Linked DNA regions of Mus musculus: region 2 is linked to region 1. Evidence: chromatin loops called from intact Hi-C (ENCODE). Cell type or tissue: gastrocnemius. All regions are shown on one strand.

Region 1 (8,000 bases):
CTTTAGCTCTGTGACGTGAGTGTCTACTCTTGTGTTTCTTAAAGAAATACCAATCTAATTTCCTTTTAAGATTGCAAGCCCTTTAAGCCCTGCTTGGCCCCGTTGGTCTTCACATGCGCTGTTGATCCTCCCCATATCATCTTGAATGGACCTTCCCTTTTTTCCTGGAACACTGAGACTCAGAGGTCAGAAAACCCAGTGAGGATGGGTTTGTAACACCCTCCAAGGAGACTGCTCTTCTAATCCTCTGCAGGAAGAAGCTTCAGAAGTGAGGGGTTCACAGGGCGTGAGCTGGGTCTCCTTGCTCCTTGCCAGTACAGTAGAGCTTAGCTCTCTGGTCCTTGTGTTTCTGGTTTTTTTTTTTTTTTTAATTTCTCCTTAATCAAGTGACTAGGGGTTTGACAATCACTCTACGACTGCCTAGAAGTTTCCAGTCCTCTGGAGAAATGGTTCTCAACCTTTCTAATGCTGTGACCCTTTAACACAGTTCCTCATGGGTGGCGACCCCCTCCAACACGCCATTGCTACTTCAGAAATGTAATGTTGCCGTTGTTGTGAATTGTAATGTAAATTTCTAATATGAAGGATATCAGATATGCGACCCCCAAAGGGGTTCCCACCAATGTTGAGAACCACTGCTCTTGTGGCTAACTTTCCTGGGCTACTGGATAAACTATATTCACTGGTCAGCTTACAGGACATTGTAAGCACGTGGAAGAATCCATCCATAAGCCACGCAATGCTGGATGTGTGCAGTAGGCTATGCCTCTTAGCCCTGGTGTGCCAGGAAGAACTCTGGGCCAGAGAGAGAGAGAGAGAGAGGAAGGGACCCTGGTTCTATCGGCCCTTAACCCAGGAGCATCTCTACCATTTCTTCCCTAGCACACATAAGTTTCCAGCCACTCACTCCCAGGTTCTCCTGGTGGAGTTAACTATTCTTTAAAGCCAGAATATACTCAACAGTCTAGCCTAGTGCCCCTGTGACTTCCCTGTCTGATCTCATTGTCATACTTTTGCTTAGAACCCCACGGTGACCTGATGGGATTTTAGGGCTTGGCCAGAATTCTCTTGGTCTTAGCCTGAAAGTGTGTGTCCTGAGACACCCCTCAGTTGGTCAGTCAAATTCCCAAACCTAGCAGAGTAAAGGGTCCGGTCCCAACCACTCACCATGTGTTATGTATTGTGACTACCTGGGGAGGGCTTTGTTGTTGTCTTTGTCTTTTAACAAAATGCTAGTGCCTGGCCTTGCCCCTCAAGATTTTGAAATAAAGACTTTGGTGTCTTTTTAAAGCCAGCCAGTGCTCCAAAGCTTGAGGGACGGTGGGAACCACGGCTCTATTCTTGCAAGTCCCCTAAGGCCACAGTGCTGCTCCTCGTGGTCAAGCCGACCTCCATTTTCCTTCCTCTGCCCGCTATCCACGCTCATGGGTTCACTACAAACCCTCCACCATCAGGTTTGAGTTTGTCTCAGGAAGAGATTGTCATCTTCTCTCCTTGTACCTGAGGAGCCTGGCAGGCTCTGGCACGTTGCATATACTCTGTAAATTTTCGTCGAACAAATTAATCAAGACAAGGCTGTCTGACCTCTTGTGAGTTACATTCTAAGAATCATGGACACAAACACTCCCCCCACCCCGTGTAAAACGAATACCAGTACAACATAATTACTTCAGCAAGTCTGTACAAGTGGGCAACCTCTCAATCCTCCATTGAAAGGAAATTCTTAGTTTTGCTCTCTCTTATGGATCTCTCTCTCTCTCTCTCTCTCTCTCTCTCTCTCTCTCTCTCTCTCTCTGAGAAAAGAGATATTGGGATAATTCCACTCTCTCACCATGAAGCCATGCATGAGACCAAGCTCTCAGATGAGACCATTTTTTTGGCTGTCTGTTCCTTTGCTTTCCTCTTCCTGGTTCGTCCCTCAGCTGGATAGCCTGTGTGTGTGTTTGGAGAGAGCCAGGAAGATTCAATGCCAGGAATGCTTCTCTCTTTAAAAGTCTTTTATCCTCAGGCTTTCTGATCTTCAAAGCAGCCCTGTGTCCACCGTGACCCCACTCCCTCGCCTCCCCATGCTGGGGAGTGAGAACCTTGAGTATTTGTGTCGTTTTGAGGACTTGCATATTTGGACTGTCTTGGACATCTGGGCAGAGCAGTCTCCATTAACTCTTCAGTGATAAGAACCTGTCATCATTTCCAGGGCCCTTGCACGCACGCGCACACACACACACACACACACACACACACACACACACACACACACCAACCTAGGCACACAAAGAAATTAATGGCAGACCCTGTAATTAAATACATAGTTGGTGTATAGTTTTTTTTGTGGGGGACCCATCCCTTGAGCAGTAGAGTTTCTTCTGCCTTTTTGTTTACATTTGGGCCTCAGACTCTCCCCACCTTTGTGATCCTCCATCCACAGTGTCTGGTCCTGGATAAGTTTGAAAGTTATGATGATGAAGTGCAGCTCACCCAACGAGCCCTGTCTCTCCTGGAGGAGAACAGGTTCTGGGCCGGAGTGGTGTTCCCTGGCATGTATCCCTGGGCCAGCTCCTTACCTCCTCATGTGAAGTACAAGATTCGGATGGACATAGATGTGGTGGAGAAGACCAATAAGATCAAAGACAGGTGATGGCTCAGTCTTGAAAGGTTTCTCCAAAACTCATGGTGAATTATATTTGGTAGCGAGTAGAGGATTAAGGGCAAATGCAGCCTATGGATCAACGAAGGGAAGCTAAATGGGAGAAAGTATGATTTGTGCAGATGGAGGTAGACCGAAGCAATCACCTCGTGAGTCATGGCCATCGGAGTTAGCACTGTGACCCCAAAGTAGAGCTGGCTAGTTTGGGAAACATGTAGGACATCATTTCTCAACCTGTGGGTCACAGTCCTTTCACAGGGCTGGCCCCAGACCATCAGAAAGCACAGATATTTATATTTTTCTAACAGTAACAAGATTACAGTTAAGAAGTAGCAACAAAAATAATTTTATGCTTGGGGGATGGGTCACCCCAGCACAAGGCGCTGCATTATTAAACGATCGCCACGTTAGGAAGGTTGAGGACCACAGCTTGAGGAGAATTCGTCAAGGGACCGAGTTGTGGGGTAACCTGGGCTTGTGAAGTGAGTGAGTTACCCACTCGCACTTACATCCTTCCCCCTTCATCCTGTGCCTTCTTAGGTACTGGGATTCTGGTCCCAGGGCGGATCCTGTCGAAGATTTCCGGTACATCTGGGGAGGTTTTGCCTATCTACAGGACATGGTGGAGCAAGGAATCGTGAAGAGTCAGATGCAGGCAGAGCCTCCAATTGGAGTCTATCTCCAACAGATGCCTTATCCCTGCTTTGTGGATGACTCGTGAGTCCCAGACCTCTATCTTCCTCCCTGAGCTGAAAAAGCAGTAAATGGGGGTGCTCTCAAGGCTTCAGCATCTCCCGAAGGAACCCCAGTGATGAGGGAAGACTGGGGAGCATAGGGTTCTGACCGAAGAAGATGCTGGCTCTGCACTCCAGACGGAAGCAGAGGGGGAAATAAATGATAGGGTGTCGGGGGTACAAAAGGGAAATTGGAGGTTCAAACAATAGGAGTGAGGTTGAAGTGGGGGGATGCCCGCTGTTTAAATTTCCACTTCGTAGTATGTTTGGTATGTGGAAGGTTCTGGTCAGGGCGTTTTCCCAGTGATTGCCAGATCAGCAGATTCAGACTGCGTGGCAAGAAGGCCTGGTACCTAGGAGCCTCAGAATAATGCAGCTCCTTCCCCAATTAACATTCCTATGATGTGTGTTTGGTGAAAAGGTAGAGGAATGTGTTGTTGGATGAGCTCTGGCCTCCCTCTCTGACCACCCCCATCCTAACGCCTGTCCGCCCTTTGACCAGTAGCATGCTAAGCAAACAGCCTGCTGTTTTGTTGAAAATAGATTTTGGAGTGGTGGAGAAAGGGACAGAGGGGGAGAGGTGCTCAGAAGGCTTATTATCATGGTAGATGGGGTCAGAAACACTCCCTGACCTATAGTTGGCTAAGGAATTTAACTCCTGGGGTGTTGAGATCACGGGAAAGTCACTGTAGCACGAGTGTGTGTGACTGTGGGATCCGGGAAGCAGAGATGGCAAAACGTGGTGAAAAGAGTCCCGTGGCCAGCTGGAGAGATTGTAAAATAAAGCCCAGTGTACACACGGGAAAGCAGTGCTCGACACTGTGGCCCCATCAGGTCTCCAGCTCTGCAGAAGACTGCAGAGATAACGGTCGCTGTTCAGAAGTTAGTTTTACTTTGGATAAGAGGCAGAGATGGGAAGGAGAGCCCAGGTCCACTTGCAGGGTCAGAAGGGGAGGGGCTGGCAGGAAAACGGGTGAGTGTGGAGAACCTGTGGGAATCGGAGTCATTCAGTATGGGAGAGCCCTCTGGCGGCCAGCCTCGGAAGTGCATGATTTTTGGTTGGTTGGTTCCCTCCCTAGGGCCATTTTGAGTGAAACTATCCTCCCACGCTAGGCACTGGGCCCTTCCTTTGACAACACCCAACAGTTTCAATAGATAATAATCCCAAGGGCTTTACCAGTGCATTATTCACAGGGGAAACCTGTAACGCTTACCCTAATGTGATTCCATCGTGTCAAATCCGTCCTGCTTGCCGAGAGCCTATCCCAGGATCTACTCCACTTACGAATGGATGGCTCTCGGAATCAATGACTATTGGATCATTGCCTTGTTCAGATCACAACCCACACCATCAGGTCTACAGTCTTTCCCACAAGCCTTCATGGGGAAGATCTAAATATACTATATGGCATATATACTATAAAGAGATGGTATGTTTTATTCCTACACATATAGAGCATCCTCCATCTGGGCTGTCCAGAACGGCTCCATTTTGCCTTAAAGAAAGAAATGACAAATGAGAAAGGTATTTAAGAGGGCTCAACCCAGTGAGGGTCCAACGATTTATTTTTCTGCTCTCCTTCCCTTCGGGCTTCATTCTCAACTCTCCATTCAATAAGTATTTTACGTTGATTCTACCAGGGACAGCTGGCTCTGTTCTGCTTTTTCCTCTCGCTTCAGCTTCATGATCATCCTGAATCGCTGTTTCCCTATCTTCATGGTGCTGGCGTGGATCTACTCTGTCTCCATGACCGTTAAGGGCATTGTTTTGGAGAAGGAGCTGAGGCTGAAGGAGACCTTGAAAAACCAAGGCGTCTCTAATGCTGTCATCTGGTGTACCTGGTTCCTGGATAGCTTCTCCATCATGGCGCTGAGTATCTTCCTCCTGACGCTGTTCATCATGGTAAGCCGGGTGGAGAAGACAGTCTTTAAAAAAAAAATGGCTTCATTGTTTCTGCTCTCCTCCTGTTGGTGAGCAAGTGCTTGGACTAGTTAGCTGAGCATTAAAGACAGCAAGACAGGTAATTCCTCACCTTTCAAGCAAGGCAGGACCCTTAGAGAGCCAGCACCCTCAATTCCCTGCCTCCCCCCCAGCCATGTATCGTTATCTCTTCCCCTCTCCTCTTCTTGCCTAAGGGCCTCACTCACTGTCTACGTAGGTTTCCCAGTCTGTTTCATGACCACGCGGAGACCGGAGACCGCTGTAAGCAAAGCCCAGGGTAGAACTGTTGTGTGCTCAAAGGTTGCCTCTTCTTTCAAAGACAGGAATGAGCTTAAAAGGAGTGTTTCCTAGAATTATCATTCCAATACTTGGCTACAGTTAGAAGGTGGCAAGCGCTATTGGTGGTATGAGGGGAGGAGATCTGGACAATTAACCTGTCAATCATCCTCATGGCCAGGGCGTTAGCTTCACTAAGAAACATCTTTCTGCCTGCAGAGATCTCCAGTGTTAGCATTTCCTCTAGGTTCTGCCCAACCATTACCTAGCATAAAAGGACTTTCCATCCTCCTCTCTCTCTCTCTCTCTCTCTCTCTCTCTCTCTCCATTATCCCACATGTTCATGCCTGGCCACAAGTTCCCTGCTGGCCTCTCCCCTTCTTTCTCTCTCCTCTCTTTCTGTCCTTCTCTGTAACCTTTCTCTGCTTTTACTCTCTTTCCCAGACCCCCTTCCTATGTCCCAGATAAACTTTCTTTTATACTAAACCTGTTGTATAGTTGAAGCCTGGGGGAGGGGGGCGGTCTCAACATGGGCCCACTAACATCTAATATTATATACTAATATAATGCTGCCACGTTATAAAACATATTATCCAAGGACTCTGTTTGAAAGGATGGAATTTGGAGCCTGTCTTTTCTTAGTGATAGGGGTTTTTTTTTTCCCCCATTAAGGTAGAATTAAAGATAGGACGTTGTTTCGCAGTATGCTGCCATCCTGTATATTTTATATTTTTAGCTCCTTCGTAGAAGCAGCTCCTTTTGGGCTTGTTGGAATACGAGTGCACACACTTGGTAGTTGTTGATGCTTTATTGGATGGAAGTCGCTTTCTGTTGTAGACCCAGTGAGCCTGTTCAGCTTCATCGCTATCCTCATGTCAAGTGTCATGAAGATGTGCGGACAGGATGCAAGTCTCCCATTCCATGTTGGATCATGGCTACCTGACCTAAGAACGCCCCATCATATATGCTAGCCAACTAACACATACCCGTTTCATCCAAGCCCCCCATTTTGCAGTAAAATGTCCCTAACCTACTGCGTTCTATCTTTGCTATTACACTATGACCCTGTGGGTTGTGGTGTCAATCAAAACCCATCTTAGAGTTCCCTTAGAACCAATGCTGGGGTGGAGGCCATTCTAGTCAAACAACCTCACCCTACAAAGGATACCAGAGCTCCACAGAGGTGAAAGGGGCAGCCCCGCCCCCTTCTTAGCCACCATAGGCCCTCTGCTCTGCCCCACACCTCTTTCACCAGTAGGTGATTTGTATCTTTAGAATTAAAAGAGTCCGTGAGTAAACATCTGGCTGAATGGCTGGCTTCTGACTGATAAGCGACACAGAGACCTGCCTGCCCAAGAACGAGGTTTTAGGACTTCAAAGCTCTTGGGACGTGAGGTAAAGAGTGTTCACCAAGAGCTTCGAGCACAAAGACGCTTCTTCTCCTTGTGGGAACCAGAACGCTGTTCCAATAATGACGGAAACAGAGCGTTCCACACCAAAATAAGGTTTTCCTTTGAATCCCCCCCCCCCCCCCCCGTGTGTGTGTGTGTGTGTGTGTGTGTGTGTGTGTGTCCCTTCCTCCCCAGCTCTGCTGTGCAGGAAAGAAGCTGGGGGCAAAGACAATGGGAAGGTTCCATTGTTACTCAGTCCACAAGGAGCAACAAGGAAAGCGGGTAGAGGAGGAAGCTGGGGACGGAGCCCACAAGGCTGGCTGGGTGACTGACATCCACCAAAGCTCGCAGTCTAGACGTTTGCAGGACTTTGCTCTGGGCTCGGATAGAAGGTTGAATTCATTCTACAGAGAGCAGTAAAAACCCTCCAGTCCAGTTCTGACTTTTTTTTTTTAAGACTTCCTCGGACTTAGGTTCAACTTAAGTACAGCTTCCTTCCGTCCCTCCCTTCCGCATATCTCCTCCTCATCTGGTTTTCAATCGATTCCCTCAATACCCAACAGGCACGAGAGCATGAAGGAGAGATGGTGACCACAGCAGATAAGACACACATTAGTTCCACTTGGTTCTCGCGGGCTCCAGAGAGATATCGCTAATTGGTCTCTTTCCTTTCTATTGTGGAGAAAGCAGTGATTCAGGGAAAACCTTATTCGTAGATCAGAGCCCATTCATGAGACGAAGCACTTCCATAAGATGGAGGAGCAAGAAGAAACACGCGGGAGGGAGAGCACGAGGCCCTTTGGCCTCGGGAATGCTAGGCTGTGTGACTTGTCTGTGACCCCCATTACCCCACTATTCAACTATGTCCCACTGAACTATGGGAGGTGGCCTAGTGAACAGTGACTCTGCTCTGAAGCCTGAGAAGGGTTCTCAGCATTCTTGTATCTTTGTGTTCCCAAGAAAAGAATGAGAAGATCTATGTGTATTTGGGAATGCAGAATTTGGATGGACCA
Region 2 (8,000 bases), 100 kb before region 1:
CTAATTATGGTTTTCATTTGTTTTCCAGAATAAGGGGAGAGGGGAGTGATGTAATTACATTTCAATTAGAACTTTAAAAATAACATTGAAAATAGTTTCAAGGGCTTATTTACAATTTGACTATTTTAAATTTTTCATTGTGTGGTTTGTTTTTGTTTTGTTTTTGTTTTCTTATGATTGAATTTGCTTGTATTCTGTCTCATTTCAGAATTTTTCTTCTATACTTTAGCAATGTCTTGTAGGGGAAAGTTCAGGTCTATCGTACTCTCGTTTTGGTCATGCTCTTGATGTTATGTCTGTAAGAGTTTCACTGAACCCGAGGTCATAGAGTTTTCCCCTTTGTTTTGTGCTAAATTGTATAGTTTGACACTTGCGTATGTGGTCTGTATTGAGTTCATTTTTGTGTAAGGTGTGGATTGAAGCTGGGGTTTGTATTTTGCTTTGTTTTGTTTTGCATATGGATACCAAGTACCAGCACAAAGAGCCGTGCCAGAGAATTCATTACTTAACATTTCCCAATAGATTATACAAGGAAATGATAGCTTTGGCAGGCAGAAAACACGAGTGATCAGATTAACTAAGTATAAGAGTCTTTATTAGAAATTGTAGTGGGACACACCTGTAATTCTAGCATTTGGGCGATCAAAATTCAAGGCTATCCATGGCAATATAGCAAGTTTGAGGCCAGGCCTGGACGATTTGGGACTCTTAAGAAAGGCAAAGTGAGCAGGGACTATAGACCATTAGGGTTGGCTACTTTGCACAGTGAGCTTTGGGAATGAGGACATGTGTCTTTCAGCCTTATTCTTGGTTTATTTGGGGCAGGGGACATTGGCCTACTGTAGGAGATACATTGGCTTGGGCTATAAAGCTGAGACGTGGTAGTTTTGTGTATGAAGATGCCATGCTCTCCAGGCTCATGTCTTATCAAGGGCAGTTTCTCCCTGGCTAGCTTTTTAAAAATACCGTTAAAAAAGAAACGGGACTAAAAAGATGTCTCTGGTTAAGAGCACTGGCAGCTCTTCCAAAGGTTCTGAGTTCTACTCCCAGCAACAGCATGATAACCATCTGTAAACCATCGGTAATGGGTTTTGATTCCCTCTTCTGGTGTGCATGAAGACAGAAAACACACTCACACACCTTTTTAAAAAATAAAAAGCCGGGCGGTGGTGGCGCACACCTTTAATCCCAGCACTTGGGAGGCAGAGGCAGGCAGATTTCTGAGTTCGAGGCCAGCCTGGTCTACAAAGTGAGTTTCAGGTCAGCCAGGGCTACACAGAGATACCCTGTCTCGAAAAACCAAAACAAAACAAAACAAAAAGAATCATAGTCAATTTTTGCATGAACTTTTATTTTGGAGTCTTGGTAAATCTGTAGATTTCTCCCGGTTCTCATTGTAGAAAATTAAGCTATTTTTGCACTAAGGGCAGTTGTGTGTCTTTTTCCTTTTACAGTTCTTTTGCTTATATTTTATATATCTTCATAGTTTCCTATAAGGCTGTCAGTTAAATAAAATTCATGAGAGAAAATTCCCACATCAGGCTCTGTCTTGAAAGCATTGAGTCCTTTATTGTTTAAGTGGGGACGGAGCTGTGAAGGCTTTGCAGGTGCCCTGCATTTATTTAAGACATTGCCTCCCTGTGTTTGCTGAGCGCTTTGTCTGTGATTCTATATCATGGACTTTATTTTCCAGTTCCCCTTCCTTCCTCTCTTCTCCCTTCCCTCCCTCCTTCCCTGTCTACTGTCTTTTGTTTGGGTTAGGGTCATCTGCTTTCATAAAATGAGGTGAGAAAGTATTTTGTCGGGGAGGGGTTTATCAGATTTGTGTTATTTCTTCCTATCTAGCAGCATGTGTGGTAACCAGGGTTGAGATTTTTGGAAGAGTTTTTTTTTACTACACAGTCATTTCTTTTGGTATATTCAAATTAATTATTTCTTAGGTAAAGTAGTTTATGGCTTGCATGGAATTGATCCCTTTCAACTTGATGAACAAACACACATGCATGCATACATGCATACACACATACATACATACATGGTGGCTGTAGCTTACCTTTGTCTAAGTGGGTAAAGTGATGTTTCCTCTTTCATTCTTAATGTTAATTAATAATCAGTGCATACACTCCGTCAGTCTTGCAAGCAGCTTATACATTTCATTGATCTTTCAGGGACGAAAGTTTTCAGCTGATTTTTCCCACAGTTCTATTAGTTTCAGCTTGCTTTCTGTTTACCTTTTTTTTTTTTTTAAGCTTTCATGATCATTCATTGAGACCTGCCTCCATCACTAGTATAAAGTTTTTAAAGCTTCAGATTGCCTCCTAAAGATTACCTACCTACAGCCCACAGATTTTGAAATGTGTTTTCATTTTTCTTTAGTTCAAAACATTTTCTAATTTCCATAGAGACTTTCTCTTTGAATGATGGATAATGTAAAAGCCTGTTTATTTTTTCGAGCATTTTAAATATTTTCCAGAATTATTTTTATTATAATGACTTCTAGTTTAATTCTTTTGTAGAAAGAAAAATTAGTTGTATGATTCCAGACTTAAATTTGTTACATTTTTTGATTGACTCAGTATAAAGTTTTTTTTTTTAAAAGAAGTTGATAAAATTGAAAAGATAAAGAAAAACAATGAGATTAAAAGGCATTTCTTTGGAAAGATCAATTGTGAATGCACCATGAGTGTATTTTAGAGTGTATATTCTTTCACTGTTGGCTAGTCTTTTGTTCTTATCAGTTCCTTAGTCTAAGCTGTAACTCTGTTCTTCTGTTTTCTTGGTTAGTTATATTTAACTGTGTCTCTACTGAGGTGAGTTTAGAAGTCTTCAACATACCATATGTCTAGTTCCTTCAGCTTTTGGTTTATGTATTTTGAAATCTGTTATTAGTTGGTTCTACATTAACAAATGTTACACCATCATAGCAAACCGATGTTTCATTTTTGAGATATCTTTTTCCTAGTTTGTTTTTCTGTTGCTCGGATAAAGCAGTGACTGAGATGAACAGAGGGAGGAAAGACTTATTGGTTCAGAGGTTGTGGGTCAACATCAAGGGAAGCCAGGGCAGGAATCTGCAGGAAGGAACTGAAGCAGAGACCACAGAATAGCTCTATGCTGGCTTGCTTTCTTTCCATGGCTTGTTTTGCTTGATTTTTTTTTTTAAGCTAGGACCACCTCCCTGGTGGTGACATCAACCACCGTGGGCTGAACCCTCCCACATCAATCAGTAATCAAGAATGTGTCCCCCACAGGCCAGTATGATGAAAACAATTCCCCAAATGAGGTTTCCCTTTCCCAGATGACTCAGTTTGTGCCACACTGACAACTAACCAACAGTCTCTTTTTAGCTGGTAATTTTCCTTGTGTTTTTAGTCTACTTAATTAGTAGATATATATGCTATGCATGCTGATATGATATGACATGATATAATATTGATATGATATGGCTGTTTCAGCTTACTTTTAGTTTTGAACAATGGTTTTATTAGAATATTATATTTTCCACTTAGGATGAGTTTATTGATAGTTCCATAGTAAGCCTCGAAGTATTATCTTGTCCTGTCTTTTTGCTTCAAGTTCACTGCCTCTCTGTTGTTTTTCTTTTCCAGTATAGTCGTTTGGTAACTTTGTTTTTGGAAATTTGCTTTTTCACTACTAAAATTTCCCTTTCTGTGTGTCTTCGGTTTATCTTTCCATGTTCCAAACTATTTTCCCCTTTTGTATGTATAGATTTGTGTAAGCGTGCCCGTGGGTACACATGGAAGCTCAGAGTAGCATCATTCCTCAGGAACCATCCATCCACTTTTTCTTTTGAGACAGGGTTTCTCAGCAAATAGGCTAGGCTGGCTGACCATAGACCCTGGAGATCCTTGTCTCCCTCCCCAGTACTGGGATGGATATGAGCACACCCCACCATAGCTGGCCTTTAGGATGGATATGAGCACACCCCATCATAGCTGGCCTTTTTTCAATTTAGGGGGAAAAAAAAGTGTGAGGCTCAATCTCAGATTCTCACTCATGCAAGTCAAATACGTCCGAGTCTCCCCAGCCTTTCCCTTCATTCTTCAGCCCACTGTAATAACTGCTATAGAGGCTTCATCCTAGTGTGAGATCTCAATGTTAATATCTGTCTTTTGTGAGTGGTGAAGAGTTTCCTGATATTTCACATGACAAGTAGTTTTGCTGGGAAGACATCATCGGCAAATATTCACTCACCAGAGAGTACCAGTAACTGCCAAAGAATCGATTACACCGGAGTCTAGTTTAGTGAACCAATCAGTTTAACTGGGGTTGCTTTATAGGAGCTGAGCATCCCTAGAAGCTAATTACAAAGGAATAGTCTCTCTTCCCAGCAGCTGTTAACTGCTTACAGGTCCTAAGGGTAGGGCCTGGTGGTGCCCCACCCCCACTCCCAGCAACTGTTAACTGCCTGTGTATTCTTGAGGAGGGGAGGGGAGTCCCAGCCACAGGGAGGTCAAGAAGGCTGTGTCATGCCTGGAGGCCAGCATTCCACAACACATTTTGAATGCTATCCTAGGTATTTTTGACATTGTTTTGTGGGACTCTAGGTCCTAATATTGTTTTAAAGTGGGGATGGGGGACATTTGATGTAGGTATGTTCTCTCCCCTCGCTTTGTGTCGGTCACCTTGGTCTGAGTGGGAAGCTGAAGTGTGGTGCTGGCTCCTCTTCTGCTCTCCACAGATGTCTCCAGCTAAAGACAGCACTCCTTACTCATTAAGTAGAGGGGCTGGGTGAGCGATGCAGGAATACAGAAAAAAATAAAGCTACAGGAGTTTCATGAGTTCACCACCATTTGAACACAGCTCCTGATCATAAGGGAGGATTCACTTCAGAGTTTGAGATCTGTTCAGTTCTGTAACTGCCATCACTGTTATAGGCCCCTCGGGAAGCTGTCTCTCTTCATGTCCAGTGTTACATTTGTGGGAATCAGCCTAGGCTGGAAAATACGATGAGAGTGGGAAAAGCAAGAATGTATCCAAAATTGTCATATATTTCCACAGTCTGCCTACTTCCGTTTACTCTGGAGAGTCTTGAGATAAATGGCACTAATACATGGCTCTGAGCAGGACTTTTCAGTGGATTCAGATGGAGGAAAAGATTCCATCTCAGTGAGGAACAATTCAAATGTTTTGAGCCCTTAAAGTTGTAAATCACTTATCAATGTTTGATTGTTATCAGATTTATGAAATCTCCCTTACCTCAAACTATAGCTGATAAAAGCTAAGATTGAGTGTGTATCTGTGCATGTAAGAGATCTGTCTATATGAACTTACTTAGTTCTCAGAGGGTCCTACTATGTAAACATATATTTAGCTCCGTTTTACTAGTGCAGAAACAGAAGTTTAGAAAACCTTTCTTCCCAGTGTATGCTCTTTGGACAGATCACCTTGTCGCTTGCTACTCAGGTAGCATGTAAGTGATGAAGAGGTTTGGGTTTTTTCGTTTAAACAGGATCTCTCAGATGACTCAGTGAACTTTTTCAAATTTCTGATACAAAGAAATCATAAATAACTTGATTAGTGTTGCTCACCCATGGAAGTGACCCTTTAGATCAAGCAGGTTCAACTTGCCACAGGATTACCCAAATATGCTAGCCAGTCATTAAACTGTATCAAATAAAGGCTAAATGTCCTTTGTTAATTGAAGGATGAAGACACAAACTGTTCTTTTGGGCATACATTTCAAATAGTGCTATGTTCACTGACTTGTCCTTAGAGAAAGGTGTTATCCACCTGGACTCTGGTTAACTAAGAGTTGATCCTACCATCTGATAAGACGTGACTGATGAAGAGACGACATAGTCTTTTTTCCATACTGCTTTCCTTACCTCCATCCCCCACACAGGTCCCAAGCGGCGTGTTAAGGAATAGATGGGACCGTGCTTTACTTAGTCTTTAGCTGGCTTCCTTTTCACTCCACCTCCAGTGACCTTTCTTGACCTGAGTCAAGCAGATGTTCTGCTTCCTTGTGTGTGCTTTGGCCCTTCTGTGTGCTTCAGGAGCACACGCACTGTCCACGTCTGCACCACCTCTGCCTTCTGTTTGAATCAGCCTTCTCTCTGCAGCTGTTTCCTGGCTCTTTCTCACGTGGCTCTTTCTCTCATATTTCAAATGTCAGCTCTTTGGCCTTCCCTAACCTATCATGTTAAAAATACCCTTCCAGAAACACAAGCATGGTGATAAAGCAGGGGATAGGATAGCATTATCATCTTTTAATTATATATGGGGGTTGTGTGTATGTATGATGGGAGACACACATGCCATAGCATGGGAGAGTGAGGAGAGAGAACAACTTTCTGGAGTCAGGTTCTCTCCTCCAGCTTTACCTAAACTCAAGTCCTCAGACTTGTGTAGGCAAGTGCCTCCACCAGCTGAGCCATCTCACTGCCCAAGTTGACATTCTTACAAAGTGTTTATAGCAGTTTTCAGTACCACAAAATAATTTAGGAACCACCCTTAAGATAATATAGTTGGATGGGGATTTCGCCATGATACACTGAAGTTAGTATGTGTCTAAAATTTGTTACTAGAAAACTCACATATTGTATGAACTCTGGCATGTTACATTTTAAAATCACTGTTGGAGTCACGTGTTAAATAGTAGGAGTGATAGTTTTTTTAGACAGTTGTCGACCGTTAGCTGTTAGATTAAGTTATTTCCAATCTAAGCTGTGCATAGCATGCTGATGGTAATATCAGTGTTGTGTATGTCAAATGTGTGGTCTTTTATTAGTGTGCTTGTTGACATAAATGTACATAGCATTTTATAGCTCATGAGTTATGTCTGTCTTTTGTCTTTGTGACTGTAGGTAACAGTTAACCTCTTTCATATGCAGCAGCTACAGGCTGCATCCCTTGCCAACAGTTTACAGTCCCTCTGTGACAGTGCCAAACTCTATGATCCAGGTCAGGAGTACAGTGAATTCGTGAAGGCTACAAGCTCAAGTGAATTAGAAGAAAAGGTTGATGGGTAAGAATTAATGCATAGGAGAAATTATTTCAAACGGGAAAACATTTGCTGAGTTCCTGTCTATGTTTTTATAAGGAAATGTCTTTTCTTACACTGAAATACTAGCTTTAATTTTTTTCAATATTTTCCTATTATTTTGTGAGTTTAAGGAATAGATGAAATATACTTGAGGATGATGCTTTCTATTTTCACACGCTTCTTTGAGTCTTAAAAACTCTTTGGAAGTAGCAAATGATAACCTACATATTTTGAGTATACCAAAAACTTGATCTATACTTTTTACTAATGTTAGATTAGAAAAGTTTAATCATGATATAAATATTAAATATTCTATTGTTATACCTTTTCCATATTCAGCTGTTATAAATACACATTGTCTAAATGCTATATTTCTTTAAAAGAAGTTGAACTATATAACAAAGTTATTAATATTAATGAAGCTTATTCTACATTTATTAAATTAAGAAGTTTACAAGACTGTTAGTGCTGAGTATTTTATCCCATAGGAATGTAAATAAACAAATGACCAACAGTCCGCAGACATCTGGCTATGAACCTGCTGACTCCTTAGAGGATGTTGCCCGCCTTCCTGACAGCTGTCATAAGCTTGAAGAGGACAGGTGCTCCAACAGTGCAGACATGACAGGTACATTCCTGCAGAGCAGACACAGCTCTATGAAACAGCAGGGCTCTCAGACGGGATTACTTAATGAACTGTTCTAGATCATTTATAGTTCTGACCTCCATGCCTATCTCAAAAGTCTGTATATTAGTCATTGTTACAGAAATTTGAATCATTTCCTTTTACATAATGTCAGTATTTCACCCTATGAAATCTACCTGTAGGCAAGGGTTTTTTTCTTCAATAATATGTTTTTTTTTTTTAATTTACTTGGCATCCCAGTCATAGTCCTCCCTCCCTCCTCTCCTTCCAGTCCCACTCTTACAAGTCCCTCCCCCTTTATTCCCTCCACTTCTCCTTAGAGAAGGGGAGCACCCTTGGGTCCCA

What was found. A loop is a pair of places that touch in the nucleus more often than their neighbours do. Peaks named below come from ENCODE experiments on the same cell type or tissue, not always from the same donor. Only the 100,000 strongest peaks of a DNase experiment are listed, where the experiment ranks them.
Region 2: it touches region 1 in a loop (2.4-fold over the local background); 3 of 42 quality-filtered maps call a loop at or near these places.

The regions. Positions count from the first base shown.
Region 1 is chr3:122,100,250-122,108,249 of GRCm38, forward strand. It overlaps Abca4 (ATP-binding cassette, sub-family A (ABC1), member 4), which reads left to right. Exons shown (of 50, transcript NM_007378.1): 12 at 2,426-2,631; 13 at 3,185-3,361; 14 at 5,059-5,281. It overlaps Gm40138 (a long non-coding RNA gene), which reads right to left. Exons shown (of 3, transcript XR_001783974.2): 3 at 4,907-5,304. Among named protein-coding and RNA genes, the nearest start is that of Gm40138, 22 kb to the right of the region's middle. In gastrocnemius, a CTCF peak has its summit at 4,407 (motif pointing left); a DNase peak (open chromatin) is centred at 4,400; H3K4me3 peaks cover 536 bases; H3K27ac peaks cover 1,468 bases.
Region 2 is chr3:121,995,712-122,003,711 of GRCm38, forward strand. Arhgap29 (Rho GTPase activating protein 29) reads left to right here. Exons shown (of 23, transcript NM_001356524.1): 13 at 6,831-6,991; 14 at 7,498-7,637. Among named protein-coding and RNA genes, the nearest start is that of Arhgap29, 32 kb to the left of the region's middle. In gastrocnemius, no CTCF peak of the experiment used is centred here; a DNase peak (open chromatin) is centred at 4,422; H3K4me3 peaks cover 255 bases; H3K27ac peaks cover 2,582 bases.